Linked DNA regions of Mus musculus: all the other regions are linked to region 1. A link is a loop called in an ENCODE intact Hi-C map of the cell type or tissue named here. Cell type or tissue: heart. All regions are shown on one strand. Links, peaks and the distances in the headings refer to the core of each region. The heading gives the core; the rest is flanking DNA.

What was found. Hi-C counts contacts between places; a loop is a spot of excess contacts. Peaks named below come from ENCODE experiments on the same cell type or tissue, not always from the same donor. Only the 100,000 strongest peaks of a DNase experiment are listed, where the experiment ranks them.
Region 2: a loop joins it to region 1, with 3 times the contacts of the local background. A loop is called at or near these places in 27 of 42 quality-filtered maps.
Region 3: it touches region 1 in a loop (3.0-fold over the local background); 27 of 42 quality-filtered maps call a loop at or near these places.
Region 4: a loop joins it to region 1, with 5 times the contacts of the local background. A loop is called at or near these places in 26 of 42 quality-filtered maps.
Region 5: a loop joins it to region 1, with 8 times the contacts of the local background. A loop is called at or near these places in 37 of 42 quality-filtered maps.

What each region holds. Positions count from the first base shown.
Region 1 is chr3:97,335,137-97,341,320 of GRCm38, forward strand. No RefSeq gene overlaps it. Among named protein-coding and RNA genes, the nearest start is that of Gm40101, 7.8 kb to the left of the region's middle. In heart, for the core only: a CTCF peak has its summit at 3,870 (motif pointing left); DNase peaks (open chromatin) are centred at 2,475 and 3,875; H3K4me3 peaks cover 467 bases; H3K27ac peaks cover 367 bases.
Region 2 is chr3:97,073,182-97,079,365 of GRCm38, forward strand. All of the region lies in intron 1 of 4930573H18Rik (RIKEN cDNA 4930573H18 gene), which reads right to left. It overlaps Gm31120 (a long non-coding RNA gene), which reads left to right and starts at 972. Exons shown (of 2, transcript XR_375878.1): 1 at 972-1,444; 2 at 2,466-2,839. In heart, for the core only: CTCF peaks have their summits at 3,487 (motif pointing left) and 5,432; a DNase peak (open chromatin) is centred at 3,440; H3K4me3 peaks cover 312 bases; H3K27me3 peaks cover 885 bases.
Region 3 is chr3:97,080,180-97,086,363 of GRCm38, forward strand. All of the region lies in intron 1 of 4930573H18Rik (RIKEN cDNA 4930573H18 gene), which reads right to left. Among named protein-coding and RNA genes, the nearest start is that of Gm31120, 9.1 kb to the left of the region's middle. In heart, for the core only: no CTCF peak of the experiment used is centred there; no DNase peak of the experiment used is centred there; H3K27ac peaks cover 744 bases; H3K27me3 peaks cover 316 bases.
Region 4 is chr3:97,198,436-97,204,619 of GRCm38, forward strand. It overlaps Bcl9 (B cell CLL/lymphoma 9), which reads right to left. Exons shown (of 10, transcript NM_029933.4): 10 at 5,227-6,184. Among named protein-coding and RNA genes, the nearest start is that of Bcl9, 26 kb to the right of the region's middle. In heart, for the core only: a CTCF peak has its summit at 3,661 (motif pointing right); DNase peaks (open chromatin) are centred at 3,766 and 5,606.
Region 5 is chr3:96,935,602-96,941,785 of GRCm38, forward strand. No RefSeq gene overlaps it. Among named protein-coding and RNA genes, the nearest start is that of Gja8, 13 kb to the left of the region's middle. In heart, for the core only: CTCF peaks have their summits at 828 (motif pointing right) and 3,284 (motif pointing right); a DNase peak (open chromatin) is centred at 3,300; H3K4me3 peaks cover 334 bases; H3K27ac peaks cover 1,560 bases; H3K27me3 peaks cover 1,063 bases.

The sequences.
Region 1 (6,184 bases), core at 844-5,843:
TCTCTTTTGAACAGTCTTGACTCCGGCTCAGGCACTTGTTAACCATGTGAACTTGGAAAAATTATTACCCACTGAGTTACTGTCTCCTCACCTGTGTAAGACATGTGTCACGAGTCATCAGACTCATGTATCTGCAAAGTAAGTTTACATCACCTGGGACAGGCTGAGTGCTTAGTAAATGGATTCTTTTTTTTTTTTTTAATAAAGATTTATTTATTTAATATATATGGGTACACTGTTGCTCTCTGCTGACACAGCAGAAGAGGGCATCAGATCCCATGACAGACGGTTGTGAGTCATCGTGTGGTTGCTGAGAACTGAACTCAGGACCTCTAGAAGATCAGCCAGTGCTCTTAACCGCTGAGCCATCTCCCCAGTAAGTGGGTTTTATTATTACTCTCTGAGAGAATCAAGAGGGATGGCAGACCATCTATCACAAAATAACCATCAAGGCAGCCCCTAAGCATTCTATTATTGGAGACTTGTTCTTTGGATTCTTCTTTTGGCAAGTCCCTTTTAAAAAATAAATATGGGTTTGGTATCTATCAAAGTATTAATAAGGGATGTCGGTAAACATTCTAATTTTTTCTTGGTTTGTAAGAGGTACAGGGTTATAAGACTTTTGCTTTCACTGTGATTTCATCCAGGGTCAGAGCTAGGCTCAGATGTGTCTTTGGATTGCTCTGGCTATTGCTTCCAATGAAATTTACACTTGGAAATGCTGTCAGTCTGGTTGAGTGGGACCTGACAGACCACCCACATGGGACCCAGGAGCCAGGCTGGTCCCAGCTCTGCCACCTACTGTGTGGCTCTCTGCTCTTTGAACTTCAGTTTCTTCATTTGCAAAATAAGAGGACCTGCTTGTTAGTGATTGACAAGTGGCAAACAGATGAACCTCTCTTGCAAATATGAAATGGTGGGGAAGAAGAGAGGCTGAAAGAGCAGCTGAAGAGCCAAGGCCAAAGTTGCTGAAGGGGGAAGGGCAGGGATCAGTGGGCTTGTTTATGGAGGGCAGTTCCTACTTCCCAGAGGACCGGCACTTGGGAAACTAGACTAAATATCTTTAAGCTGCTTTGAGAATGTTATAGTCCACTCCAGGGCAGGCAAAACTGTACCTTGGCCTAAAGAAGCAAGGTTTAGATGTGGCTAAATAGCTACCCGGAGAGGGGATTGTATTTCAGTCTGGGTTCCAGCCACTGCACATGCTGCACTTGTTTTGCGCTTTCCCTGGGAACACAGGCTTCCCCACCAACACCTATTGACCAGAAACTAACAGCCAGCGGAGCAGCCAACACTCCAGTGCTAACTATTCAGCTAAGAGTTTGTGCAATAAATTATGTCCTCCTTAGGGCTTGTAAGCATATCCCAAGGCCAACTGTTGATCCTGGCACAGCAGTCTCTTAAATATCTACTTACGGTTCTGGCTGCAGGGTTGTCTAGAAAACCCTTGACAAGAACAGCTACCTCAACAAAGAGTGGATCAACACAAGCTTGTTTTAGGAACGCTAACAGACACTAACTGGTTGGTGGAGAGCCAGCCACCCACCTTTTCCCTTTGTCTATGACTTTGTCTTCCTGTAGTGATGCACACTCTGAACCTCTTTTCCAGCAGTACTTTTTAAAGTGATGCATAATGACATGAACACAAGAGTCTTGGAATTAGGAAACCTGGTTCCCCTGCTGCCTCTTGCTTGTTGAGTGCTGTTGGATAGTGTAGCCTTTCTCACCCACCGGTCTGCAAGATGACTGTAGCAAACCCCTGGAAGGCAGCAGGTGTAGGTGACTCCAAGTCACCTCCCATAAGATAGATACATGGCATGGTGGAAGTCCTGTTGCTTGAAGTCTGGCCTGTTTTGTGTTGTACCTAATATTTAATGGTTCTCACCACATACGAATCACACAGAGAACTTAAAACACACACACACACACACACACACACACACACACACACACACACACACACACACACACACGTGGGGTGGGATGGGGTGGGGTGGGGTGGGAAAGGGGACTGGGCTCCTCTCCCTGGTTTTGGGTGGAGTTGCGTTGTGGATCTTTTTTTTAAAGTTCCCAGGTGAATCTAATATGCAGCAGCCAGGGTAGATCTACTTGGCTTTGGCTGGTGGGTGGCTGGAGACTTAGTTCTGCTTGATAAAAGAATGATTCTAGGATTTCCTCTTCCTGCCCCTTAGAGGAGCCTGCTTTGCTGGGATGGCAGGATGTTTCCCGTGTTGAGTTACACTCAGGTGTCTGGCTATTTCTAGAATTGCGTTTGTACAGCATCTGGACATTCCTGTACATAAGATGTGCGCATGCCTGACCTGCTGGTCCGCAGCGCTTTGGAAAACCTGTGTAGGCGTGGAGCAGCTGCTGCGGGTGGGCGGGTGCTTCGGGGCTCGTATCTTTCTTTAGGTGGCAGTCTGCCAGCCTGGGGGAGGCAGTGGGAGCTGGGATTCCCTGGTCTCCTTTTATTCCTGCCAATTAGGTCAGGTCAGCCTCTGGCTGTGTTAAACGCTTTAGGAAATTCCTGGGACCTTTCACCTTGCTTACCTTGTGGAGTCACTTTGGTCAGGGTTTTAAAAATAGAACTCAATGTGAAGCTAATTTCCAGACGTTGCTGTTGGTGAGGCACGCTGCTGTTCCGACTCTGGCTTCAGACGCTTTAGCTTTTGACCTCGCTTACTTTTCAGGAGGAGTTGGTTTTTAGAACTCAAGCCGCTTAGGTGGGGAGAGGCTCTCACCAACCATGTACGCCATGTTTTGGTACATCAGATTCACCGCTGATGAATGCGTCAGCCCCATCCACTCCCAGGCTCCCACCCCAACCCCAGGCCGGGTGTGAGCATGCTCCAGGATGCTCCCGCTGCCCCTGTGCCCATCCTCTGGGTTGCCCCAGTGGTTTAAGCAATCTGGCGTCAGGGTAGCCTTTCTTCCAGTGTACGATACTTCCTGCTTCTCACTTTCATGTGGTGAGCATCTTAGGCAAAGATCGGCAAAGCTAAAGCTGGCCTTGAACTCTGGGGCTGCCACTTTCTGAAAGGTCTTAGACAAATCATTTAACTTCTCTTGAGCCTCAGTTCTAAGATTAGGCTAAGGATGCCTGACCCAGAACTATAGTGAGGGTAACTGAGTGTGAGAAATAAAGTTGGACTTGGGTAACACCTGGCAGGGAGTGGTGGTTATCACGCCACCCTCCCATGGTCCAGAACCCTCTGTCTTCATGGCACTCAGTGGACATGCGGCAAACAGTAATGGATGAGAAGAAATTCTGGGTCCAAACCTGCAAGAAAGCCATTCTTACCATCGACTCCTTGTTGGATTAAAGATAAAGTCCTCCTGTGGTTTTATTTATGTTGGCGTCTTAAAAATGATATGTCCCTCCTGTCATGTATGGAAGGGCATGGCCAGACAGGACTCTCGGGATTCATTCCTGAGAATTATTTCATGAAGTTGAGCTACCCCAAAGAGAAGAAAATGAAGACCTGAGTGTTTGGTGGATGACCACGGAGCCCCTCAGCTATGCTACCTAGCAACAGAACACAATACCCGCACAGCTGAAGCGTTCATTTCCCACAAGGCAGCGAGGTGTAGAGACAGGATTTGACTAACACACAAGATGAGATACAGCAAATGGGATTCTTGGCTACCAAGTCCATCCACTTTCATGACATCACATTGGGGGAACCCCGAGTGAAAACGCTAATGGAATTGTGTCATCGACACTTAGTAGCTGGGTGGCCTGGGGAACACCATACAGTCTCCGAAAACTCCAGCTTCCTCAGCTAATAATGGCAGGATGGGAGACCCTGGCAAGGTCTAATCCTGGTTTCACAGGGCCTCCGACTCGGTTCAGTGCTAGTCTCTGCAGCCCTCTAGTGGTGTATGGTGGGAATGCAGTGACACCTCATTTGATGTGAGGACATAGACTGCTTGGCTCTATCTAGCCTGTCTAGTAAGCCTGTCTCAGAGGGGCCATGGAACAGAGAACTGCTGACCAGCTCTCAAAGGCATCGCAACTTTTATAACCTCCCTTCCTGTCTTCTCTGCATTGTGTCGGAACTCTCGAAAGCCTTGTAGATTAATAGGTGGGAACTCCTAAAATACATGACTGATAAAGGATAGGAACATTAAAATATATTTAAATTTAAATTAAAAAATTAACTTAAAGTCATTTCACACTATGTGTGTCCACTTGACCCCAGTCTCTGGCTGCACTATGTATGTGACATCCCTGGGTCTCTCACCTCTCTGTGCTACACACTTCACCACCAATCAAGTCTCGAGTTCTAGACTCAGGCTGAGATCATAGTCATGTGTTTGTGCTGTTCCTACTCCAGGATGGCAGGCGCTCACTCACCATCTTCTTCGGCCTGTTTATAATCCTTGCCCGTGGACACCAGCCCTTCTGAGAGGTCAACAGAGGGTTTACATAAAGGTGTCTAGAGCTATGGAGCAGAGTAAGGCAAATACACATGGCCTTGGGAGCCTTCTACACACTGGCCGTTTTCAGCTCTCCAACGTGGAGCTGTGACTCCAGACTTAGTATCTATCTGCCGGCTCCATTTGGCAGTGGACAGAGTTCAATCCTAGCATGACCGAACAGAGATATTAATGGCTGATCTCTTCCGGATATTTCCTTCCACCCTGCTTTTCTCACTTTAGCAAATGGTAACACTTGCTGTCCGCGTCCTCTTTGATATCTTCCTTCACACACATCTCCACAGCGAGCTCTGAGGTAACTGTCCTGGATCTACTTACAGACATTCTCAGGGCTGATACTTTCCTCCATCTCTACTGTCTGCTGCAACACACCAACCTTGCTGCAAAAGAACGTTCCAGAGGTTTTGAACTGCCACCCTTCACAAGACCAGAGGAGACTTTGTCAGCCCTCGTTTAAAACTCTCTAGTGGTTTTTCAGCCAGGCTTCATCTTAACTCAGACTAAATGGCTATCATCAAAAGGGTAGTAATAGGCACTAGTAAAGGGAATTCTGAGGACAGTGTGGGTGGCACTGTAAATTAGTACAGTCATAACAGAAAGCAATATGAATGCTCCTTAAGATGTGGAAATAGAACTACAATAGAACCAGCAGTCTGTGGGGCTGAAGAGATAGCGTCAGGGTTAATAGCAGGGCCATGGCCTGTATTGATGTCCAAGGCCATGTCACCACCAAACTCCATGCAGACATCTCTGGTCTGAGCTGCCTCCGGGGGCCATGTTGATGTCCTAGTGATGAGCGGAGCTGGCTCTGCCCCTTTCTGGCCCCTCCCCTCCCCTGGGCAGCATGGGAGAGCTGGCCAGGTAGTAGGGGTGCTAGCAGAGGTGGTGGGGTGGTGAGCTGCCCTAGGGCATAAGTGAGAGAGAGCTGGTGTGGGTGCTGCACAGCTGCCCTTCACCACTTGCAGCAGGTGGGAGAGCTGGCCCACCTTTTGCTGGGGCAGCGAGCTAGAGCTAGGTCTGGTTGTGTGAGTGTGGGAGAGTCCATCCGGTCCCTTGCAAGCTGCCTCAGACAGGAGAACTGTCCCTGCCATTCGACTGGATAAAGCAGGAGAGTTGGCTTTGGTGACGTGGGCACAGGAGAACTGGCAGGTGATCAATTCAGCCACCACCCAGGCCCAGATCCAGGGCCTTGAGTTGACCCGTCCCAACAGCTACCCCGTCTATGAACCGCTGGAGCACACAAAGGGGCTGGTCCTGCAGGATCTCCGTGACACAGGGCAACAACAGGATATCCAAGAGGATTCCTCGTGAGGATCTAGTATCGATAGTGCAGCAGAAAAGCCAGAGGGCTCGTACCAGACCAATGATTCATTGCAAAGAACATCTGAAAGTAAAGCTATTTGGGTAAAAGGGTATACTGGGTAACACACTAGCTTCCTCGGCAAGATTTTTGTTGTTGCTTTGTTTTGTTTGTTTTTAAATTTTGTGTTTTCCTTTAGAGGGGAGGTTGCAAGCATAGAGGGTGGATATGGAGGAATGGGGTGAATGGTGTGAAGTTCACACACACAAAACCAAACAATAAATGTTCAGAAGAGTTAGTTTTGCAGAAGTACAGACTAGAACAATGCTACCCGATGCTTAGAAGGACAAAGAGGGTGTAGGTGTGATGAGGAGCTTGGGTAACTGGCACAAAGTTGTACTAAGACAGGAGGAGTAAATTTCAGGGCTTACAGTACCATAGGGT
Region 2 (6,184 bases), core at 1,131-6,130, 260 kb before region 1:
GGTTGCATCGATAGAAACTTCAACTAAGACAGAGAGTAAGGCTGTCCCACCAAAGCCCATTCAACACAGAGTGCCACTAACCGCAGAACCTTAACCTTACAGGACTTGGGTACCTTTAAAGCCCAACTCTTGGAGGAAAAGACATTCTGTGTCCATCTCCTCTAAGGTCAGCCCCAGCCCCAAGCCTAAGACCCCTCCACCCCACAGCATAAGCATTGTGAAGAACAAAAAAGTTCTTGTTCTATCCACGAGTATAAATGTGTGTGTGTGTGTGGGGGGGGTGGTCCTGGAGTTTTCAGTGTCTGGAGTGGGTGTGGACATATCAGCAGAATGGAGGAGGGTTCAGATCTTCATTCAGAAATGTGGGTCCTTGGCCAGAGTGATCACTGATGGACAGGATGATCCCTGAGTCTAACTAGATGAGGGCATATGGAGTTAGAGGTGAAAAGAGCCCTAACATCATTAGAAGCACTAAGATTCATTTACAGTCTATGACTCCAAGCCATACAGGAGGCAAGGGCACTAAAAGGTCCCATACCTGCCTGTGTGGTCACACAGAGCTCACAGCACAGCCGGGCTGGGAACCCAGCAGACCTGCCATCCATGGAGTTGGTCACTCAGAGTTCAGGCAGACTTTTCCTTTGTTTTTGGTAGTGCTGGGGATGAGCCCAGGACTCACAAAGGACACCCAAATGCTCTCATTCTGAGCTACAACCCCAACTCTACTTTCCTCGTCAGAGATGGAATGGCCATGGCTCCCCTGTTTCCAGAGCCTCTGAGAGGTTCAAGTGAGGATATACTTACAAAATCGTTATAAACCGCAAAAGCTGCATAAATGGGAACTCTGTTTCCTCTACTCCCAACTGCCTTTTATCCCCCTCTTCAAATTTACTAGTATGATTATGGGATATTGGAGCCCAAATGGCTGCCAATCCAGCAGAGAGACTGTTGACATTTGATCCTCTGTCTTTTCTGCCTTTTGTGTCACGTCTCTTAAGATGGGCAGTTAGAAAACATGCTCTCTCTGTATTCATGTAAGAGGGTCTGATCTCCAGGGGGTGGGGTGGTGGTGGTCTGAGCTTCAAAGAAGAAAATTGCATCGAGGAACAGTACCAGACACACCTTCGGGTGTCTGTCAGAGTAGACCGAGAAGCTTTGTTTCCTTACCCAAAGGGGGGCAGAGAGAGCAGAGGGTCATCTTGGGAGCAGTCATGCAGGATGCAGCTCACTCTAGTGGCTGCCTTTATCCTTTCTTGGCTAGGCTATTTGTCTGCATTGCCACTTGAAGAATACTAGTGCATTAGGTTAAGCAATGTGCTGGCCATCGTGAGTGATTTGTTTTGCAATCACTTTATGCCACTTTCAGCATTGTCTACAACGTGACTCGGTTGTTGGGTTCTGATGAACCATGTCTGGGTGCAGATGGCTCAGGAGAAAGACCTTGGTGAGTTCTGACTGAAGGTTTTCTTTGTGATCCCATTGATTAACATTACTGTCTGTCCCATTTTTAAGAATGTAGACAGTAGAGGCTGGAAAGACGGCTTGGCAGCTAAGAGCTTGGGCACTGTTCTTACAGAGGGCCCAAGTTCAGTTCCCAGTATCCACAGTGGACAGTTCACAACCACCTGTGACTCCAGAAGCAGGAACTCTGACACAATTTTCTGAATTCTATGGATACTTACTGTGGTGTTTTGAATACGCTTGGCCCAGGCATCAGCACTATTAGGAGGTGTGGCCTTGTTGGAGGAACTATGTCACTGTGGGGGTGGGTAATGACACCCTCCTCCTAACCACATGGGAGCCAGTCTTCTCCTAGCAGCCTTCAGATGAAGATGTAGAACTCTCAGCTCATTCTGCACCATGCCTGCTAGATGCTGCCCTGCTTCCCATCATAATGATAATGGACTGAACCTCTGAACCTGTAAGCCAGCCCCAATTAAATGTCATCCTTTATAAGAGTTGTTGTGGTTATGGTGTCTCATCACAGCAATGAAACCCTAAGGTACTTGCATTCACAGACCCATACAGATACACATAATTATAAATGATAAAAATAGCCATTTTTAAAAAGATTGTAGACAATGACTACTTCTCTGGCAGTAAAATCACACAAATGTATTACTTGTTACAAACTCTTAAGCAAAGATCATAATCGCAGCTACCATACCCGGTGCTGAACATGCCCCTGGAATAATCTCTCAATTCTCCCAAGAGCCTTCTGAGGCAGGTTGACTATTTACACTTCACAGGTGAGGAAACAGCCACTTAGATGGGTGATTTGCCCAAGGTACCATTGTTGGCAGGTAAAGGATGTGGGGTACAATAATAATCATCTGGGACAACGGGCCCACGTATGAAGTTCTCCAAAAAGGATTTTTAAAAATAAATGCGCACTTGGTTGCATACTCTATGAAAAGGTCTCTGGAGTGAATAAAATGGGAATGTCCTCTTAACTCTCATTTCAGGTCTGGGGGATTTACTGTTATCAGCCTGGAGTCTCCTTCCATCCAGGGATGACTTTGCAATGTAGCAGCCCACAGATGGTCGCTGGGTTCTCATGACTGTACAATCATCTCTATAGGCTATATGAGATAGTGCTCCAAGGCTCCGCTGGACCCCTACTCAGGAGCAAACCACTCTGAGCAGAAGAAATGTGAAGAATTAACAGGCGGTTCCAGCCAGCACCTCACCTCTGCATGTCCTTCCTGGATGCCTTCCGCTGTGTGCTACTTGTGAATACCAGGCCTAGCCAGCCCTGGACACAGCAGTCAGTGACAGTACCACAAGCCCTCCTCCCTCTCCCACACCTCCTCCCTCAGCTGCTTCTCCAGGAGGCCACGCAACAACGTGGGATCTTTTGCCAGGATGCTCAATGAACAGGAAAGTGGGAGGGGCCACAGCAGTTGCCTGTCACCTTCACCACAGCTGAGGCTGTGCCCCCATCTAGTCGCACTCTGGCAGCAGCTGCCACAGCAACCACACCCTCAGCCCAAGTTCCAAGAGTCAAGTGGCTGTCCCCAGTGGCCCTGTGTGTTGACAGAGTTGAAACAGATGGAAAATGACTCAATAGAAAATTGACTGAGTCAGAACCTCAAGACCGTGCCTCTCTCCGGGCCGGCCCGTTCCATTTCTGCGTCTGTGGATTACCAAATCTGGGTTCTAGCTGTGTGTTGGATTCAGGGAAGAATGAAACGAACTTAGGAAGATAGTATCGTGGCAGTTCTTCAGGCACTGTGTGTGGCAGACAGACAGATAAGCCCAGGAAGTCACAGGTCCATATCACATGGATTCCGGGGTTTCTGCCAAGCTTTGAGTCTTATTAAATATTAAACCACAAAAGCTCATTTTCTCTGACTGGGGACATCATGATAAAACTCTGTGGCGACAGAAATCTGGAAAGACTATTGTTGGGACACTTTCACATCAAAGCGAAACTACGTGCGGTTACCCTGCCTGACCGCCCTGTGGCAGCTGCCTTAGGTGGTGGTGCCACCTACAGATGGGGCTGAGTGTGTCTCAAACAACCTTATCTCCAAACCTTTGCTCTTTAAAACTACTTAATCTCTGGTCTGTGATCCTCCAGGTTGCAAGGAAACAAAAGCAAGTGTGTTCACAGTTTGACCTCCTCTGGGGTCACAGTTTAAAGCTTTCAACCCTGACTATGGCCATTCAATAAATTCAAGGAAAGTGAGTTGAAAGAACACAGCTTACAATACAGGCTGACAAAACTGTACTAATCCTGGGAGATGCAGACGAGGGGAATGCGATCACCTCCTGCACATTTAACAATGAATAAGGCAGTGCGTTCCAGAATTAAATCCTGAGAAAGTGCTCTGGGCTGAGACAAAAAGTTGGTACCAGTCATTCAAAAAAAATGTCTTTCAGTTATTTTGAGGAAAGCACCCACATTCACATCCTGGCAGGGCCTTGATATATTTAAAAAATATACTTTCATGCAATTATGTATAATACAATGGGAGAAGGTTGGAGTCATGGCAGAAAGATGCCGTAATTTTTCTTCTGTTAAATAAATGGAACTGCAGTAAAGAAGCCAAGAAAGGAAGAAATAACTACTGGAGTGCCTGACTTGTCGCAAACGCCCAACAAAGATTAATTACATGCTATTTCTGCTGTGCATATTTTGTATACCATTGCACTGTGAACACACTCTCTTCTGTGTGCTTTATCTGTAAATATTGATTGCAGCTTTCTTAACCAATGTCCCTTCCCCACCCTCTCAGGTTCAGGTCTTCTTTAATTATTACTGTTGCATATGTGTGTGTGTGTGTGTGCACGCATGTGTGTGTGTGTTAGAGGGAGTGTGTATATCTGTGTGAATTAATGTATAAATGCAACCTGCTGAGTTCATGTCGTTTGTGTACATGTTTCTAAGGCTGGCCACTTGGATCGGATGAGCATTTAGAGACTCATCCCTGGGGAATTCTAATCCCCCTCTGTCAGCAATCCTTAGCTGCCTGTGGCTCATCATCTGGAAGTGGGACCCTGGGACATTCCCCCAGTCCATGTTTATCTTATTAGTTTCTTACCTGTCTTGCTTTAGCTCTTCGTATTTGTCCCTGAAGCTTGATTGTCCAGACTCCCCTCTCATGGCGGCTCATCCTCTCTGACTGTTCACACAGGTGTCTGCAAGCGCGTGCTCTCTCTCCAATATCATATCTAGTCCTCACTGACTTCCTGTACACTCTTCATCGTAAACATATAAATCAGACTTTACCTTATCAATAAAACATTAGCATACTTTATTCATGGATACATTTTAAAAATTAATCCAATCACTATTTCTTATCTTCTTAATAAGCCCAATGCTTAAAAAGTAGGGGGACTGTGAACTTATTAATACACTAATAAACATTTCAAAGATATAAATTGTTTCTGTGAAATGAAAATGTTTGTCTGTTTGACAAATCAGTTTGTCAGGTCACATCTATTCCTGTAACAAATTTATGCTTGTTCAATTTTTAAACAAGCATAAAGTAAAACGTGGTGATTTATAGTAATTTCAAGATTATCTTCAAAATGACAAATTGAAGAGTACATGAAAATACAATTTTATCTATCAAACCACATGCACAAGCCTGGGGGACTAGGGCGCTGGCTCAGCGGTTCAGAGCACTTGCTGTTCTTCCTGAGAACTGGAGTTAGATCCCCCCCCCCCGCCCTGCCACCCATCCCACCCCACCCGCTGGCGTCAGGCAGCTCAGGACTCCAGCTCCAGGGGATGAGATGCCCTCTGTCTCTGCTGCCACTTATGTGTGGGCTCATATACACATAATTAAAAATAAAATAAATCTTCAAAAACCCAAACCTAGATTTTATAACTACGAGCTATGTGTCTGTTTATTGGACAGTCACCTGAGGGCCACACCTCACCAAGTTAAATAGCAAACAATGCTCATGCCTGGATCATCTTCCAATTCCCACCTTTCTCAAGCCTACCTGAAGGGGCGCTAGCTGGGTAGAACATGGCAAGCATGGCTCTGACGGGCCTTGCCCTTCTCCCTCATTCCCTCTGCCTTGTTAAAAACTGTTAGATTATATTCCTAAAGCTAGCCACGGAAGTCTATTTCCTTATTTATCCACTTCCTCCTCCTGATGCTGACCACCAAAGTCCAGATGTCAAAGTATTGAAGTCCAGCAATCAAAATTCCCCTTTGGCTCACTTAATAAACATGTCCAATTAAAATTAAGCAGCTCATCCTAACAGGGGTTTCCTCTGTGCCTTTATAAACTGTCGTTTGCCACATCTGTCTCCTCTCTACCCAGAGGCAGCTCTTTGGTATCTCCCCCATCCCTGCCCCACCTGGGACAAATACCCCTGCCCCCTCTCCTTGTTCCCTTCCCCTTCTCCCCGACCCTCTATCTCCTGTCTTTGTCTCTTATTCCCTGCCCTTTGACCCTCTAGGCAAATAAACCTCTTCTGTGCTGAGTACTTGGTCTGGGTGTGCCTTGTGCTGAACTCTGGTCCTTTCACTACTGTGAGTGTTTATATCTCTGCCCCTGAGGCTCTGTATACTTGAAATATCTTTAGCAACTAGGTTGAAATATAAAGATCTAACCTCAATGTCACAATCTCTGTGAGGTAAGCCCACCAACCCTCGGCGCAGTGACATACCCTTTGCTCTGCACCACCTGATGCCCAATGGCATCTGTCATGCAGTCGGGT
Region 3 (6,184 bases), core at 225-5,224, 260 kb before region 1:
CAGTACTTCTTTTGTAGAGAAGTGATGCTGTACACCCATGGTAATCATGTGTGTACAGGTGCATGTGCATGTTTGAGTGCACAGGTAGAGGCCTGAGATAGACACCAGGAGTCTTTCTTGATTATTTTCTACTTTATTCAGTAAGTCAGGGTCTCTCAGTTGAACCCAGAGGTCATTGAAACAGCTAGTTTAGCCAGATGTTTTGTTCCAGGGATTCCTGTGTCTACCTTCTAAGCACTGGAATTACTGTTGAACCACACATCCTGCCAGCATTGCTTCTAGGAGCCAAACTCCGGTCCCCACACTAGCATTGCAAGTCCTTTATCTACTGAGCTCTCTCTCTCTCTCTCTCTCTCTCTCTCTCTCTCTCTCTCTCTTCCCCCTTTCTGGTCTCCTTTCTACCCCTACTGCACCATCTCCACCCTACAGCTCCCTTTCCCACGTTCCTGTGCTTGCTCTTGCTTTGGGGAGCCATCTGGCCCGCCTCCATGATCGTCACTGACATCCCATGCTATCAGAGTGTTGGTGTGTGCTACTGTGATTAGCAAACTTGACTTGGAAACTCAGCAAAGACAGACACAAGCCAACCTAGGTGAACATAGCCCCCATTTGGAATGACAGCATCAAAGCAAAGGAAGGTTGATGGTGTTGCACAAGGAACTGAAAGCCCTGATGCTGCCTTTGATTGGACACCTGCCTCCAGCCACTTCAACTCGTGAACATAAGGTGGTCATGAGCTTAGAACGCTTGCACAGAAAGTCTTTATTCATGCAAACTGTCTCAGCTCAAATAGGCTGCTCAGGTTTACCATAAAGGGGTAATAGAAAGCTATAACTGTTTTCAATATGTAGGAAACATCTGGAGTAACCACACATTCACCAGGAATAACAGAACAAAGGCATTCTAAGAAAGCCTTCTTCAAGTTTGTTTTCACTTAAGATTCTGTCACCGTTGTGGTCTTGATTAAACAAGGGGAGGAGGCAGGGATATTTATCACTGGTAGGGCAGAGGGGAGGTGTCAAAGGCCTGCCTCTGGATTGGGGGTGGGGGGGTAGGGAAGACAGACCTGGCCCAGAGGCAAATGAAATTAAGCATCCAGTGGTGATCTCTGTATACTCGTGTCAAAGCATTATTGGCAGTAACCGAGATACAACTTAAGAGTCCACTGATGGGTGGTATGTTACTTTGCTTTCCTGTTGCTGTGATTAAAAATGATGACAAAGCAGTTCACAGGAGGGAAGCATTTGTTTGGCTTACATGTCCAGATCAGTCTATCACTGAGGTAAGTCAGGGCAGGAACCTGGAGTCATAAGCTGGCATACAAACAATTGAGGGGTTCTGCTTCCTGGCTTGCTCCCATGGCTTGCTCAGCTTGCCCTCTTATATTACCCAGAATCCCCTGCCTAGCAGTGGCGCTGCCGACAGAGGCTGAAACTTCCCACTCAATTATTAATCAGGAAAATACCCCACAGACTTGCCTGGAGGTAATCCTGTGGAGTCAATCCCTCAGCTAAGGTTCTTTTTCCCTGATGACTCTGCGTGTGTTAAATTGACAATAAGACAAAACAAAACAAAACAAACAAAAACCTAACCAGCAAGTGTGTGTGTGTGTGTGTGTGTGTGTGTGTGTGTGTTTGTAGTGTGGGGTTGGGGAGAACACTGGTATATATACAACATGCAGTATTACTTAGCACTAGGTGAGGAGATACTGCTATGTGCAGCAACCGGTGTGAAGCTGGACACGGAGCTAAATGCACACAAAAAGACAAATGCTTTATAACATTACTTACATACAGATTTTTTTTTTTTTGTTCCAAAAGTCAAACAGAAATACTGAGAAGGGCAGTAGCTGGCAAGGGCAGGAGAGAGGGAAGAGATGGAAAGATGGGGTCAAAGGGCATAGATCGACAGTTGGGTAAAATGAGTAAGTCTAGAGAGTTAACGCAGAGCATGAAGTCTAGAGGGGTATGCATTAGACGCAATATAGGAAAGTTTCTAAGAAGGCAGAATGTAGACGCTTTCTGTTCTTGCTGCTCTGATAATTAAACCAAGGCAGTCGTCCACACTAAGCAAGTGCTACAACCGCAGCCTTCTTTTTATTCTGTTCATTGAGACAGCGTCTCACTACAGGGTTCAGGCTGCCTTTGAACTCACTTTGTATCTCAAGCTGACCTTGAACTTGTGAACTCCCTGCCTTAGCTTCCTGAGTAGCTGGGATGGCAGCTTAGCTTCCTGTGTCATTAGGTGCTCTTGTTATACAGCAAAAGGGAGAGGGTAGCTATGGAACAAGTTATGTGAGTTTTTGTTTTGTTTCATTTAAAAAAAAAAAAAGTGGAAAATCTAGGTATGATGGTATATGCCCTTAATACCAGCACTCAAGAGGCTGAAGTAGGATTGAAGGTTTTAAGCCGGCCTGGGTTATACAAAGCACACCACCACCGCCAGGGACAAATACCAGCAATAACAACAACAGCAACAACAAGCCAGCCAAAAACAGTGGAGAGGAAAGTGTGGAAAAAGTAATTGACTAAACTGCAAACTGTAGGGACTTTTTGCAACATTGAATCTTTCAAAATATAGAAGCCCTCAGAACAAAGAGAAATACCAAAAGTGCCCATGGCAAAGGACTGGAGTCAACCAGTGGTCTCACCTTGCAGCTAGTTGGAAATCAGGACAATGCGACATGTCTGGGCCATGGGGCAGACTAGCCGCAGTTGTGGGTAGAGGTAGGCAGAAGGGGTGGACAGAGGAATCTCTGCTTCCTAGACCATTGCTCCCTGGACTTTACACGGTAGTATTCTCAGTGTCCCCACCTGAGAACTGTTTGAGTTTCTGATCTTCCTAACATCATTAGATGGTACAGAGAAAAACAAGACAGAAGGAGGGGCCCTGAGGCTGCCCAGTAACAGGAGAAACTGGAGGCCTGTGGCATCCACCACTCAAACAGCAATCACATCAAGTTCCAGACAAAGCACCTCCAGCCAGACCATCCTCCACAGAGGGGCACCAGAAGGTCAGCAGCCTCTGTTGCTGCCTTTAGATCCCTGTCCCTTAACTGGGCTGCCTTGCCGAGCCGCATAGGAGAAGAGGAGCCTAGTCCTACTGCTACTTGATATGCATGGGAAGCCTCCTTTTTTCTGAGCCTTTTCTGAGGAGAAAAGGAGGACAGGAGAATGGTGGGGAGGGGGGAGGAGAGGGAGGGACTGTGAGGAAAGACAGGAGGGGAAACTAAGGTCAAAGAAAAACCAAAGGACAGCAGTTCCTCAGGCTTAGGGTAGCAGATTACCCCTCCCCTTCGAGCACAAGGAAACTTGCAGTTTGGTAGAAACTTGGAGAAGCAAAGGGAAATGGAGCAAAGATGCAGAAAGATTGCTCACACACCGAGGGCCACACTTGCCCTTGAGATTATCCTGTCCCCTGTAATGCAGATGCCTGTCTCCATGACTGCAGGGTTAGGATAAACACACAGTTTTTTCTGTCCTGGATGGACCTGTGAGTAGAGTTACCACAGGAGGATTACCACGAGGGGCGGCCCCAAATTTTCTTAAAACTGGCTCAGTTGGGATCTCAAAGGAAGACTGAATGTCAGGGTGAGGGAGGAGTCCAAAGCATTCATCCAGGGGCCATCTTGCAGAAGGGCTGCAGAGCATTCCGAAAAGCGTGGTGATGAGAGGCAGCCACAGCCGAGGAATCTGGACCTGGAGCAGGTAAGATTAGGCCTTGGATTTGGTGCAAGGTCAGGGCTGGTTTCTTTGAAACACATTCATCAGTGCCTAGGAATGGTCCAAGTATGGGACAAAAACACAGTGCTAGGTCACAGCGCTGTCATGAAATGACATGTCGCTCTACAGGGAAAAATCAGTGGGAACTGAGGGATCCTAGTGTTTATTCCAGTTCTGGAATTGCACACACACACACACACACACACACACACACACACACACACAGGACACACACACTCCTCATAACTCTCTAAGCAGATACTATTATTTTCCCATTGTATAGGTGGAGGAATGGAACAGAAAGAGGTAAGCAACCTCAGGTCCCGTCTAGCCCACTGGTTCTCAACCTTCCTAGTGCTGCAACCCTTTAATACAGGTCCTCATGCTGTAGTGACCCCCAGCCATGAGATTATTTTCATTGCTAATTTATACTGAAAATTTGCTACTGTTATGAATCATAATGTAAATATCTAATATGTAGGACCTTTGTGAAAGGGTCATTCAGTCCACAAAGGGGTCTTGGCCCACAGCTTGAGAACTATTCATCTAGCCTATGCCATTAGGCGCTCTTAACCATCATGGTAGGCAATGAACATCCTCTACTGAAATGTATCATTTTCCTGGCCATCTCTGTGTATTCTTATGTAGCCTCCCCTCCCCAGCCTGAAACCTGTTTGCTCAGGTTTCAGTATTAGAGAGCATCAGGGCGGAGCTTGCCGCCCTATCGTCCTGCCACTCCCACTGCTGCTGCCTGCCTCCTAGCTGTTCCGGAGCCATCATGTGTTCACCTGCAACTTTACTCCAAGATGATTTGGCGGGAATCAGGTCCCTTCCCCTGCTTCATAACTGAGTGTCGGAAATAGTAAAATTGAGCTTTGATCAGAATTTTGTCTTAGCTATGTCTTTCTCTCACCTGCCTAGCTCCCTCTTGTCTTCCAGATTCCAAGATGCCTTCCCAGAACAGAACCCAGACACGTGAGCCGCTGCCAGACACAACATCTGGCGCCCACGCGGGACTGAGAAACAGCAGAGGACATTTGGAAGAAACACTGCTGGTTTGGAGGTCCATAGAAGAAGAAAATAATTAAAGGAAATTCGTACCGGAGAAGGGCGGTATGGGCTAAGCTGAAACAGCGTTTAACTGGGCGCTAATTCACTTAGGTTCAGCAGTGAAGCATATCAGGAGCTAGGAACGTAACAGGCAGTTAGCTGTAGCTCCCAAAAGCTACATTTTTAGGCGTGAGAAAAGAAAGGGTTTATTAAAAGGAAATTAATAATCAGGCAGATGGCCGCAGTTAAAAAACTGCATTATGTGGGAGGAAAATGTCCCAAAAAGCAGAGAGAAATTTCAGGAGTGCCATGCTTTGTTCTCTCTGGGCTTTACAGCAGAAGTACTCTGCCCCTTTTGTGTCTTGTCTAATGTCTGGTGCACCAATCTGTTCACGTGTTCAATTCATGTATGTTCGTGTCCAGTCTGTATGAATGAATGTTCTATGTTTTATGTTGGATAATAAAGATGGCAAAAATACTTTATCTGCAAAGCCGAGAGCTGCCACGTGCTTCAACCAGGAAACAGACACATGGCAGGAGGGCCCCTGCTGAAAAAAAACTGTTCATTATAAATAAAAGGGGGGAGGAGTCTACAGCCTCTTAGTTTCGGGGTAAAAAAGCGATAAATGTTTTTTTCCTAGAGCGTTCTCTACAATCGTGATTAATGTGTTTGGCAAATGATAAAGTGCTTTTTATTCCATGATTGTAGCTAAAAAAATGAATATTCTTTGATTGGTCTAAATGTAACTGCTTCATTTGGTTCTTTTTTTATTGGCAATGTGCTCTGCGTGTTTTCACTATCAGCTCATAAGTTATGGGTTAAGATTAATAATTATTACATTGCTACAGATGGTTAGTCTTAAAATTGATAACTCAAGTTTAATGTCTTTCCAACATGTGGCATAAGGCAGGCCAAGAGGCTAGGTCTCTAAAGATATTTCTAGTATGTGGTTCCTATCCTAAAAAGTAAAATTAAACATAAGATTTAAAACAATGTCTCTTTGGGGCTGGTGAGATGGCTCAGGGGGTAAGAGCACCCGACTGCTCTTCCAAAGGTCCAAAGTTCAAATCCCAGCAACCACATGGTGGCTCACAACCACCTGTAACAGAGATCTGATGCCCTCTTCTGGTGTGTCTGAAGACAGCTACAGTGTACTTACATATAATAAATAAATAAATCTTAAAAAAAAAAAAAAAAAAAAAAAAAAAAACAATGTCTCTTTAATAAAACATTAAAATTTGCACTGTCATACATTCATAGGTATAAATTGGCAGCCAAACTTCATAACATGATAGTAATGCTTCTAATATTGATTTTAAAGATGATAAATTGTTTTAAACTTGGGTTTTGCTTTCCCAAGGTTGTAGATATTATCCTAACATTGCAAAAGAAACTTGAAAATTGTGGTTAA
Region 4 (6,184 bases), core at 788-5,787, 140 kb before region 1:
CCCCCCCCAAACCGACCAGTGTACAGAGAGTAGGAGGCTGTGGGGGCTCAACCCTAAGTTAGACATAATATATCACACCTCTCGTCCCAAAGCTCAGAGTCCTTTGAGGAAGAGGGTGTAGAAAGATTATAGGAGCCAGACAGAGGTGGTCGGGAGCATCAAGGAAACAGTATTTTCCCAGATAAAACAGGGCCGGTGCACATACTTACAGTGGTTGTGTCAATATGCCTAAGACCTACATAACCTCCAGCCAGACAAAATCCCAGAGTGGGCGGGGGCGGGGCCGGGGCCAGGGCGGGGGGGGGGGGGCCAGGGGGCCGGAGTGGAGGGTGGGGAATGGGGAGGAAACACCAGGTATCTCTACCACCTGAGGTCTACTGGCATTTGGTAGCTTCTGGGAAAGAGAGAGTCACTGTTTGATGTGTGGCCTCTCTTAGGTCAACCACACACCAAGGCAGGTTCCACTCTCTAGCTAGGCAACACAAACTGGGCTTGAAGGAAGAAAAAAAACAACAAAAAAAGAAAAGAAGAGAAGAGAAGAGAAGAGAAGAGAAGAGAAGAGAAGAGAAGAGAAGAGAAGAGAAGAAACAACATTAAAGTTGGGAGGAAAAGGATAAGAGAGTGGCTATGGGAGGAGATGGGGGTGACTATATTCAAAATACATTGTATGATATTCTCAAAGAATTAATAAGCATGTTAAAAAAGAATGACTCCTGCATGAGACTCGGGGGGAAGACACACTGTTTCCTGTAATGGGAAAGTGGCATCATGGGGAAATTGGACAGTTAAGTTTAAGGTATCAGGGTGACTCGTGTGTCCAGAGCTTATGCTGTGCAGACAGCTTAAAAACTTAACTGCTATCAGCATGCAGAAGGCATTTCCTAGTTGTGACTGGGCAAGCTAGAACAGTCAGAAGAGAACCTTGCATGTTTGCTGATGGAATGTCCAAGGAAAGGAGCAGTGAGGAAGCCAGGGCTCTTCCTCCATAGAAGGCACTTAAGGCAGCCTTCAGTGCACAGCGGGAAGGCAGATGCTTAGATCACAGATTGATTTGTGGGTGTCTCCAGGGTAAGTCACTCCCTAAGTAGTGGAGGAGCGTCTATGTGGGAAGTGAGAAAAAATGAAGGCCCCTGGAAGTGCGGTAAAGAAGAGAAATAAATACAGGCTCCCCCGGAGACTTTAATAGAAAGAGCTTTCTGCTGTGGTAAATAAATAAAACAAAATCTTGAAAACGTAAATTCACACTAATTAATTGAATACTGGTTAACAAGAGAAATGTAAATTGTATGTCTCCACCTGTGCTCCAACAACCGGAATGGGCAAGAAATGCAGGGGCTGCTTCCCAAGCAAGGGTTTTGAAAATCTTCTCAAAGCCACATAGAATACCCCCCCACCTCCGTGCTGTCCCCAACACTAAGCACCATCCCCCACCCCCACCCCAGCAAGCACAGCTGGACTTTACTCTCCCAGCAGGACTCTAACTTCTGCTTTGACACCCTGGGGCATCTCATAATTGTTCAGGGGCCCTGAAGAAGTATTTTTGCAGAGACACCTGTTCTTTTGTGCTTGGTGAGATAACTCAGCTTTCCCAGGCTTTAAATCTGTGTGAGGGAGGCAGTGACTTCTGCACCCACCAGGGCTTGTAGGCTTTCGGATACTCACCTTCTCTAGCAGTGTGGCTTCCAAGCACGGTTAAGTACTGAGTCGGAAAGCTAAGAGCTGAAGTGTGGTCACCCACACAGAGGCAGAAGGCACTCCTGTCTGACAGGAGCCCTGACAGGCGCAGTAGGCAGAGGAAAGTACCTTTCATTATGATCCTTATAGTGCAGCTCCCTGTATTTTCCCGGTTAGCTCCCTCCAATAAGAAACGTCTACAAACTAGATTCTGCTCATTATTCACGATCTGCTTTAAATGTGTTATTTTTGAGTCTACCAAGAAATTAAGGTTCTAGTGACTTTCTTAAAAATAAGTTTATGACTTTGAAACAATTACAGAAGAACTAGGAACGACAGAGTCAATACTGATGCAGAACTTAGGAAATCTGCCTTTTTAAGCAGAGGAGAGTAGCTTAGGGTTGTACATGGGTGTTTACCCGTCTTCCCGTGGCTCCCTTCCCCCACCCAGCCTGTCTCCCACACTCCACTTTATGTACTTCTGAAGCCAATCCAATTACCTGATTTCCCTGCTTAAAACGTTTTACGTATGGTGCTGGGCATCAAACCCTAGCCTTGTGAGGTCAAGTAAGTTTAGGACACTACCTGCAAGGCTTCCTTGCTTAAAATTTAAGTTCCAAGTCCTAGAGGGCCACACCAGGCTCTGCGTGATCCAGCCCCTCTCTCGGAGCATTTTCTCTACGCCTGTCTTCCTTCAAAGAGGCTCTTGCTGTTCTGCTCTCTTCCACCTGTCTTCCAGGAAGCCTCCCTCCTTCCAGAGTCAGTTCAAAGATCACCCTTCGTTTGAAGAAACTTCCTTTCCGGCTGCTTGTTCTTTTCTGTTCCCACTTCTCTGCAGTAGCCACCAGGTCGTATTGTAACCGACTCACAGTTTCTTTATCCTGGGCTCAGCACAATCCCTGACACACACAGTAGGTGCTCTATCAGTGTCGGCTGAGCAAATGAATCTTCCCCTTAAGGCTAACTCCCTTCTCCTTTCAGCACTTTCAAAGCACCCAGAAAAGGAAGAAAAAGAAACCACTAACACAGGCAACATTCAAATGCAACACAGAAGCCATCTTTCCCAGGGTGCCTGGAGCTGCTGCTAAGAGAATAATCATGGGAGCACGACCCATACCGCTATGGAGCACCGTGACTTTACTTAGCTACCACAGTCACAGTCACCTAAATAGTCTGTGGAGCCCAGGGAGAAACAGAAGCACGGGACCTCTATATCGAGAGTGCTGAAGTGATAGCCCCCTCATTGAACTATGCTGAGGCCCCATCTAGTCTACCTGAACAGGTGATCCATCCCAGAAGCCAACCTTGACAAATGCCATTGAACTGAATTTATAGCATTATGTGACAATGAGGAAGGATGGGAGAAAAGGATCAACTGTTTCAAAAGCAGCTTCAAACATTGAAATTGTTTACAGATTAGCTTTAGCCTGGGGGCATAGAGCTTAATCGTAGATCACCCATGTTTAATCCCTTTGTTTAAATTTCTCATGCCACACCCTACATTAGAAGACTAAAGTTATATATTTGCATATTTCCATTTCTAGCTATAGGCTTGTTTTAGATCACATTATTTTGGAGAAAATGCTGCACGGTCCTTACCAACCCTTAAAGCCAGCACAGCACCGCACCCCACTTAGTCCTGAAAGTAACAAGCTATGATTTCATTTTCTCCATGAAACCCAAACTGTTTGGGTGGAGAAACTAGCTGAGCCTTTACTACGTCACTATCCCATCTTTGCCCCTCCTTATTAAAAGCATTACATTGTTAAGTTTTCCATGCACCCACACTCAATCTCTCAAAAGTGTGATTTTTATGTCGATCCTATTAACTTACCAATTACATCTAAAGCTCACATAAATTTGGCTTAGCAGAGGTTCTTGGGATGGACTGCGGCTGAGGGATGCTGATGAGGAACAAGGAAGGCTTCCAAGTCCTAAGAAAACATAAGAAATGGGAAGGCTGACCTGCGCTACTCCAAGTTCTCCAGCAGGGGGCTGCAAGGCAGGAGTGACACACCCATGGTTCCCCAGCAGGCTGTGGCTGTCTCCACACCTCTTGCTGCCCCTCCAAGTGAACACTGGCTTTTAGATCAACTCCCTCCCTACCTGGGCTAGTAGCCATGGGACCCAATTCCACGGTGACTGCAATGCCAGTATCAGCAGTAAGGTGTGGGGCTGCCCCAGCCCGACCAGCTGGCCTGTCTCTTGGGGGTTTCATCTCACGTTCCTCATGCTTTTTACCCTGTTCTGTGCTACACAATTCAGGGCCAGAAACATCAGAGACCAGGGCAGCTACATCCATGAGTCGTGATCATGGATTCCGGCCTACTGTCTCTATGACACAAAATGTGTTATCCAGTATCAACAGAGTAGATCAAAATAAGTCTCTTCTTAAACTTGTGGGCTCTACTACCCTGACCGTAAAGGTGATTATCGTATATTTCACAGATCCTCTTAAGGAAAGCACACACCAAGGGGACTGGCAGCGTGGATCTCCCAGTGTGCACATCCACTTTTTTGTTGTTTGGGGCTCCTGAGCAGACAGACATGACAGGCGAAGATGAAAGCAGCTCTCAGAACCATTTGTCAGAGAGAGAGAGAGCCACATTCACAGGCAACAGTGTGTGAAACAGCAGCCAAGTCTAATTTGTCCAGGTCTGACTCCGCACCTGCTGCTCCTGGCTCAGCATCTCACCTGAGAACAGACATGCACACAGACACAGCATCTCACCTGAGAACAGACATGCACACAGACACCCTCTTGCTGAGTTCCACGCACAGACAACTCAAAAGGAGTACACTCACCAGAACAAATCAGCTGTGCAGGGACACAGCACCGAGTACCTCAATGCATGACTTGTAGGATAGACATCAATGTGTTGGGGAGCCATATGTGGTTAGCAGAGGTGACCAGGGGCAGGCTGGGGTGGAGGGTGGGCAGAAAAGACCACAGTCGCATGGACAGTCAAAACACAGGATGTGTAGGTGTGGTAATATTTTATGTCAGGAAGATCCAGGGAGGTCTCAGAGCTTATTTAAATAACTTAAGATCTATGTTGGCCTTCCTAGTTGATTTATACCATTTTGCTGGCTCTCATGAAGGAACCTAACGAAGGCCAGCTCTTGCTCTAGAGCAGTGGTTACCCTCCCAAGGGTCAGATAACCCTATCGTAGGGACTCATTTAAGACTGTTGGAAAACAGATTCATAACAGTAGCAAAATTAAATGAAGTAGCAACAACAAAGATAATTTTACTGTTGGTGCCACAATGTGAGGAACTGTGTTAAAGGGTCACTGTGTTAGGAAGGTTGGGAACCACTGCTCTAGAGGGGAAGATCAGCTGTGAGGAAGGCTTGCTTTTCTGCTGTGATGGATTCCAGAGAAGGGAGCAACTCTACAAGGAAGGGTCGCTGACAGCAAGGTATGCTCTCAAGAGTGCCCCTCTCCTTCCCCATCTCTACAGCCAGCTCCAGTATTAGGACTCCAGTCATATAGTAACCAATGGCCCTGATACGAAGTGAACAGGAAGCCAAGGCACAAAAAGGCAGTTCTGTTTTGTAAGAAACAATATATTTATTTTTCTGACACCACAGCTCTGGTGAGTGGTTTTGTACCAAATTTAATGAAGATTACACAGAACGTTTCACGCATGGGAAGAGGGAGGGAAGGGAAGGAACACAAAATTTAAAACAAAAACAAAATCCTGGATAGCTTTTAGCATCGGTTCCATTCCCACACATTAATAAAATTCACTTGGGAATTCCTAAGAAAAGGAGAACAAGAAACAAGGCGGGCAAGGAAGAGTACACCAGGGCGGGGAGGGCAGGGAGGGACAAGAGGCCAGAGGGCATCCGAGGCAGGGGCGAGGCTTCAGGGAGAACCCCAGAGAGCCTGGGTATTGCAGCTGCCAAGGGGAAGAAGAGAGGGGAAAGCAGAGGGCCACCAGCGGGGTCACAGGAAGGAAACACACGTAACCAAGGAACTGAAGGAGGAGAGAGAGGAAACCGTGAGGGCGGGCAGGTTGTACACTGGAGACAGACCGTGCTGAGGAGCACGTGAACCGAAGAACAAACGTCCCAAGCTTCAGTATTTTTAAAAAGAAAAATGTCCCCCCTCCCCCCACCCCTCGCTGAACTCAGTTCCTTTTTTTGTGCTTTTCGTTAATACTCTGCTCTGAGGTCGTAGTTTGGTTTTTCTATACACTGGAGTTGAAAGAAAATAGTCCAAGGTCTGAAGATGGATTCTCCATCGAAAGTAAACAGCCCAGCATTCCTGTTCTCCTCTTGCCCCAAAGACTAAAGTCTCTGCTAAAATCCCTTTTACAATATAGTACAGTACACACATACACACAAAATAAAGCCCAAATCAAAAGTAAAAAAAAAAAACCAGAAAAGAATCCTGGGAGAAGCCAGTCCAAAGGACGTAAACACAGAACGGTGCAACACATGACCGATGGCAATTCTCAAACACGGCTACAGACTCCCAAAAGTAGGTGCCGTCACGGGATCCC
Region 5 (6,184 bases), core at 748-5,747, 400 kb before region 1:
TGAGAGAATCAGGAGCACACAGAGGAAAGCACTCTGAGTGGCTGCTGGTGCCTTCGGAGGTAGGCTAAAAGCAGAGGATGTGAGCAGCTCCCAGAGGCTGCCCCTGAGCTTTCAGACAGGAGCAAAGGCTGAGGTGCTCTGTTATCTCAGTGAGAGTTTTACTTCAGACTCATAACCTGAACCCCAACATCCCCCTCTGATCCTGGGAAACATTTTGTTATGCAAAAACCAGCTGCATAGTCTGTAGAAATAAAACCCGTTCAACCTCTGGGGTCGAGCTCCTGGGTCCCCACACCTTGTATATTTTGGTTGCAATTGTCCTTCCTACAATTACTCAAGTCTGGCCTACAGCTGCACCTTGGCTGACATTCATGACAAGTAAAACTGCAGCCAGGGACAGTTGCCTTGAATTAAAAAGAAAAGAAAGGAAGAATGGGTCTTTTCCCTTTGCCATTTCATTTTATTTTGCCTCAAATAAACATATTGAATGTGTCAACATTTTCCTGGGGAAAATGTGGAAATGGAGGCAGGAAAACTTCATTGCCTATGGTGCAATTTAGTTAGTCTGTCAATCATGAAGGGCTTCAGTTCCCTCATCTTTGAAGAGGGAATAACGGCAAACAAGAGGGAGTCCCCAACTGCAGTCCCTAAGCCCCCGGAGGCTCCACGTAAAGTTACCATTCCTTGGAATCTTAGCCTCTAATATGGAAATAATAGTGACACATTCCATCATTGAGATGTTTGGGGGGATTTAATAAGATAATAATACAAGCTGTTAAGACAATTCTTCAGAAGCAAGCTTGAGGGCGATCTACATACAGTTCTACCACTAGATGGCACCATCAACACAGCCAGAGGATAAACGACTCTGAAGTCGGTCTCTGCATGAAGTAAGTTTCACAGTTCCAAAGAACTTGCCTTTTTCTTACTTTTTGTTTGTTTGTTTGTTTGTTTGTTTGTATGTGTTGGTTTTTTTCTGGTGTGGTGTTGGGGATCAACTCAGGGTCTCACATATGACACGAAAGTGCTCCTATACTTCCTGTAGAGTTTTAACTTTTTGATGTAAACTTTATTGTGGTCAGAACTTGTCTCAGGCTAAGTAAACTGTGCTGGGGAATGAGTGGAGGTTGGGTCTGGAAATCAAAACAGTCTTTTTGAAACACAAACCTAGTCATGTCCTTCCTGTACTTAAACCTCTCTGTGGCTTGCTATCAATGAGTCACTCATGGACCTGCTGCAAGGCACCTGGAAGGGCAGGAGGAGGAAGAGGAGGAAGAAGAGGAGGAGGAAGAGGAGGAAGAGGAGAGGGAGGAGGAGGGAGAGGAGAGGAGGAGGGGGCAGCGTGGGGGGTCAGGGGCAGCTTGGGTCTGTAGCATGGTGCATGGGGGGGGTGTTGCTCATCTCTTACTCCTGCCCATCTCTTGCCACTGATGTCTTTGTACTCAACTCTCAGCATCTGCGACCCGTTGGGGTCCCGATTCCCATTACCCTCCTTCTTACTGCCAAGCTTCTGCCTATGCAATGCCTCTACATTGAACCCTGACTCATGTCTTGAGGCCTCATTGAAGCTTTAGTTTCTCTTGAAAGTCTCCTCTGACCCTACTGTTCTCTTGTTCTCGATGGTTCATTTATGTGTCTGTCTCTCCCACCAGTGTCTGAGATTGCTGAGCACAGGAGATCCATCTTGCTCAATCTAGTTTATGAAGCCCTAGCAAAGGAGAGAACCTGGTGATGTGTGCGGTAAGAAGCTGAGTGTGAGCAGAGACAGGCCTTCTGGGTAGGTGAGATGTAGGAGTGGAGATGGAAAAGCAAGACATAGCACTGCAGGTTCTCAGGAGTCAGTCATTGGCTTCAACTGGGGCACAGGGGAAGTTTTCCCAGGTTTTCTTCTAGGTCCCGCAGAAGACCAGGGTGAGATTCTTCACATAAGTCCCAGGGAGACTCTCACACTGGGCTCAGGGTTGAGTGGTCCTGACAATGGCTTGCTTCTAAGGGTCATTTTGGATGACCTTCATGGTGTCTGAGGTTGACATTTCTAGCTGCTCACATACCTAAAGGGAATGGTCCTACCAGGGCTGCCCCTTAGTGAGGGAAAGCACCAGGCTTTATGAGAAATCGCTCTTACTGCATTTTCCTTCCAAGCCAGTCCCCCAGGCGTCTAAACAATGCCTCTCCAGGCAGCCTAGCACAGCTGTCATAAAATGCAAGTGAAATCGGTATCTATGGAAACGGGCTGGCTCCTAGCTCCCTTTTGCCCGGCTCACTCCCTGCCTGTGGCCAGGATAGGTCTAGACTTCAGGCCCTGCCCTCAGATGACAGGGCTGTGTCTGTGCCACACCATCCTCCCAGATCCACCTGCTTCTGACTTTCTCTTAACAGAGGCAGGGGAGCACCTGTGGGGAGGGCGAACTTGCTGGAGTCCAGACACAATGACTACGACAATGTGTCTGCACAGACACAGGGAGAGCTTGGTGGATATTAGCCCCGGTTTGACCATTGGAGCTTCCTTCACCTCTTGAGAAAGCCTGGACCATTACATGGTCAGCACGGTTTACTCCCCAACTCCTCTATCCACCCAATGGCTGGGTGTGATTTTTCTCTCTTCTGCCAAATTAATTATTCATTAGAGGTGCACATGTGATGTTGCCTGATTTAAGAGGTTGATTGATTGATTGATTGATTGATTTGGGTTTAAAATGAATGAAAACCAGCCTGCTTCAACATGGCAGAATGGCCCCAAATGGGAGCAAAGATAGAGTTTTCTTTTCCTCTTCAGCCCAGAGCTACTGATTTATTAAATCATGAAAAAAAAAATCTGCCCTCCCCAAGGACAATCTATCATCAAAATGCATTGCATGGGCTGGAGAGAGGTCAGCTCTTAAGGGCACTGGCTGCTCTTGCAGATGACCTGGGCTGGGTTCCTAGTCCCACATGGTTGCAGCCATCTGCAACTCTAGTTACAGGGGATTCAGTGCTATCTTCTGGCCTCCATAAGCCTCGGGTATGCCCCCAGTGCCCTGACATGCAGGTGAAGCACTCACACACATAACATAAAAATAAATCTATCTTAAAAAAAAAGATCCAACAGGTCACATTGGAGCATTGTAGGTAGTTATATATCTTATCTGTGGGTAAAACGGGCTGAAAAGGTAGCGGGAGTGAGGCGGTGCCATTTACAGAAGCCATTGAACAGCCAGAAATCTAAGGAACTCATTTCAGCATGCCATTACCTCCTGCCTGGGTAATCGAGCAAAGAATCAGCCTGGACCATTGGTGAGCCTTGACCACGAGGGGGTGCTGCTGTTCCGGCTTTAGAGCCTGAGAGCATCAGGGGAACTCTGTCACACCAGAATAATGGGCGTGGAAATGAAGGGACAGGGAACGGCAGGCAGGAAGATGGGGTGTGCGTGTGTAACTTTTTATTCGGTGGCCACAATTATTCTGGTCTTCTAATGTCCTTCTCACTATCCTGGTGGGGTTAGGTGACCCTCAGGGATGGTTGTTGCTGTTGTTGGTAGTGGTGGTGGTGGTTGTCGTCGTCGTCATCTTCCTCCTCCTCTCCCTCCTCCTTTTCCCTCCTCCTCCTCCCTCAAAAGCCCCTCTCATAACCGTGATCTTTGTCCTACCATCTGTTGGTCTCAGTCCCAAATGACCAAATCCAAATACGCTTCTCTACTACATTCCTTCCCTTTACCCCTCCCAGACCTGCTTGCATTTCTGCTGGGCCTGCAGAGCCCTGCTGTGCCCCTGCCTGAACCAGGGGTGATAAGAGCAGAAGGAAACGTAGTGGGTGTAAGTTAGCATTGTTCAGAATCGATTCTAAGAGTTACACCTGAGATTGTGTGAATTTGAGTCCCAAGCCTGCAAATCCCAGACAGACCTGCTTGCAGGAAGTCCCTGCTACTGTGGGTTCTAATGCTAAGGGAGGCAGTAGGGAGGAAGTCTCCTCTGCTGCTAGCTGGATAGCTGAACCAACAGAGACTTCAAGTTCTTGGGCAAGGCTCCATTCTTCCCTTGGCCTATTGTAAAGTCCAGAAGAGTGGAAAGTACCGGGGAACTTCTGTCCTAGGCCCGCAGCTGTATTTTCATATCCTCCAGATTAGAGTCTTCTAGGGAGACTGCAGTCGTGGCTTATCACCGTGCCTTAGTATTTTCTGTATTTCTGGGCTCTGTCGGCAATCTCAGAGCCCACTTTCTATCTACAGGGAATTTGGCTAATTCTTCTAAATCTTAGTTTTTTGACATTTGAGGTGGGGAATGACTGTTATGGGGACTTAATGAAATAATCTATGTAAAGAACTTGGCCCACAGACTGGCTTTTACTTGGTGACAGACACTTAGCCAGCATACAGTGAGGGTAGGGGCCGGGGAGATGGCTTAGTGGGTAAAGAGCTCACTTTGTAAGGGTAGAGATGTAAAGTTGGACATAGAAGTCTGTAATTACAGTGCTCCGGAGTCAAGATGGGAGGTGGGAACAGAATCCTTGGAAGTTTGAAAAGGAGCCAACACAGTGTAGGCAGCACTTCCACAGTGTGGAAGCTGAGGACTGATGCCTGAACTGGCCTTCTCTGACTTCCATGTGAGTATTGTATCACGCACATGCCTACGCTCATGTGTACCTCACATGTATGTGGGCATGTGAACGAATTCACCCACCCCAAGTATTTATAATTAAAAATTATTTCATGTACAAGTGTTTTGCCTGCACGTATAGTGCACCAAGTGCATCCCTGGTGTCTGTGGAGGTCAGAAGAGGGGGGGGGGTCCCTGGGAGCTGGAGCTAGAGATGGTTGTGAAGGCATCACATGGGTGCTGGGAGCCAAACCTGAGTCCTCTGCAAAAGGAGCGAGCGCTCCCAACTGCTGTGCCATCTCTCCGGCCCCAGAAAAACTTTTAAAAAATGCAGTGAGGATAATGCAAAGCCAGGTGTTTCACCTCTGCACTTTACCATTCTTGCTATAGGATCTCAGGAAAGCTGACGGGGTTCATGCGGCTTAGTTCCTTTCTGTATAAAATATAATTTAGGGTCTGGAGAGAGAGCTTGGGAGTAAAGACCGTGCTTAGCCTGCACAGGGCTTGGGGTTCAATCCGAAGCATCTCATTTAAACCAGGGGCTGGGAAGACAGAGCAGTCGTTAAGAAGGCTTGCTGCCTCATCCTGAGGACTGGAGTTTAGATCCCAGCACCCACGTGCTGCAGATGCTTGTAATGCTAGCTCCAGGGGATCCGACACCCTCTGTAGTGGTTTCAGTGAGGATGTGGATTCTTGGTTTCCAGTTAGTGAAACTGTTTGAGAAGTATTAGGAGGTGTGGCCTTGTTGAGGGAAGGTGTGTCTCGGGGGTGGGACTACAAGTTTCAAAAGCCCACAGAATCCCCAGTTGGCTCTCTCTATCTCATGCTTGTAGTTCATGATGTAAGCTCATAGCTGCTGCCCCAGTGGCATGCCAAGATGTCTGCTGCCATGCTCCCATCATAATGGTCCTGGGCTCACTCTCTGACACTGTAAGCCCCCAATAAACCCTTTCTTATGCAAGTATCCTTGGCCATGGTGCCTCTTCACAGCACTAAACAAATTAGCTAAGATACCCTTTTGTGATCTCCATGGGCACTTTTACACACATGTGTACCTACATAAACTCACACACAAATAGTAAAAATAAATTATTAAAAATTTAAATAAGTTAAACAAGGTAGCTCAATAACAGCACCCTAAGGTAGTTGCATGGACCACATAGCTAACATGTGCAGACTATCAGAATAGTATTGGCACGTAGTCAGTACCCAAGAAAGTCCAGTCCTTCTGACCTGTGTCACTGTGGCCTGGATTAGCCAAAAGAATCTGCAAAGCCATGATGCATGCTTGGCAGGAGAGTTAGTTTTTCTTTTCACTTTGTACTAAAACGAATCTGTATTTGTTGTTTGGACAACTGATGAACCCTGTGTTTTGGTAATTTCTTACCCCAATAAGCCCGTATAAAAAACACACAACTTAGTTATTGTGTTTATAAGCTATATGCCTAGGTTGGGCAGATCTATCACTGTACTAATTTATTCCTCATCTATGAGACCTCTTGCTACTTGGAGCTTCTCCAGGCCATGTGGTTCTGCTCCATCTTCCTTCCACTTCCTCCTTCCTTTCCATTCCCTACTCCTCCCTTACTCTATAAAACCTCCAGCCCCACCT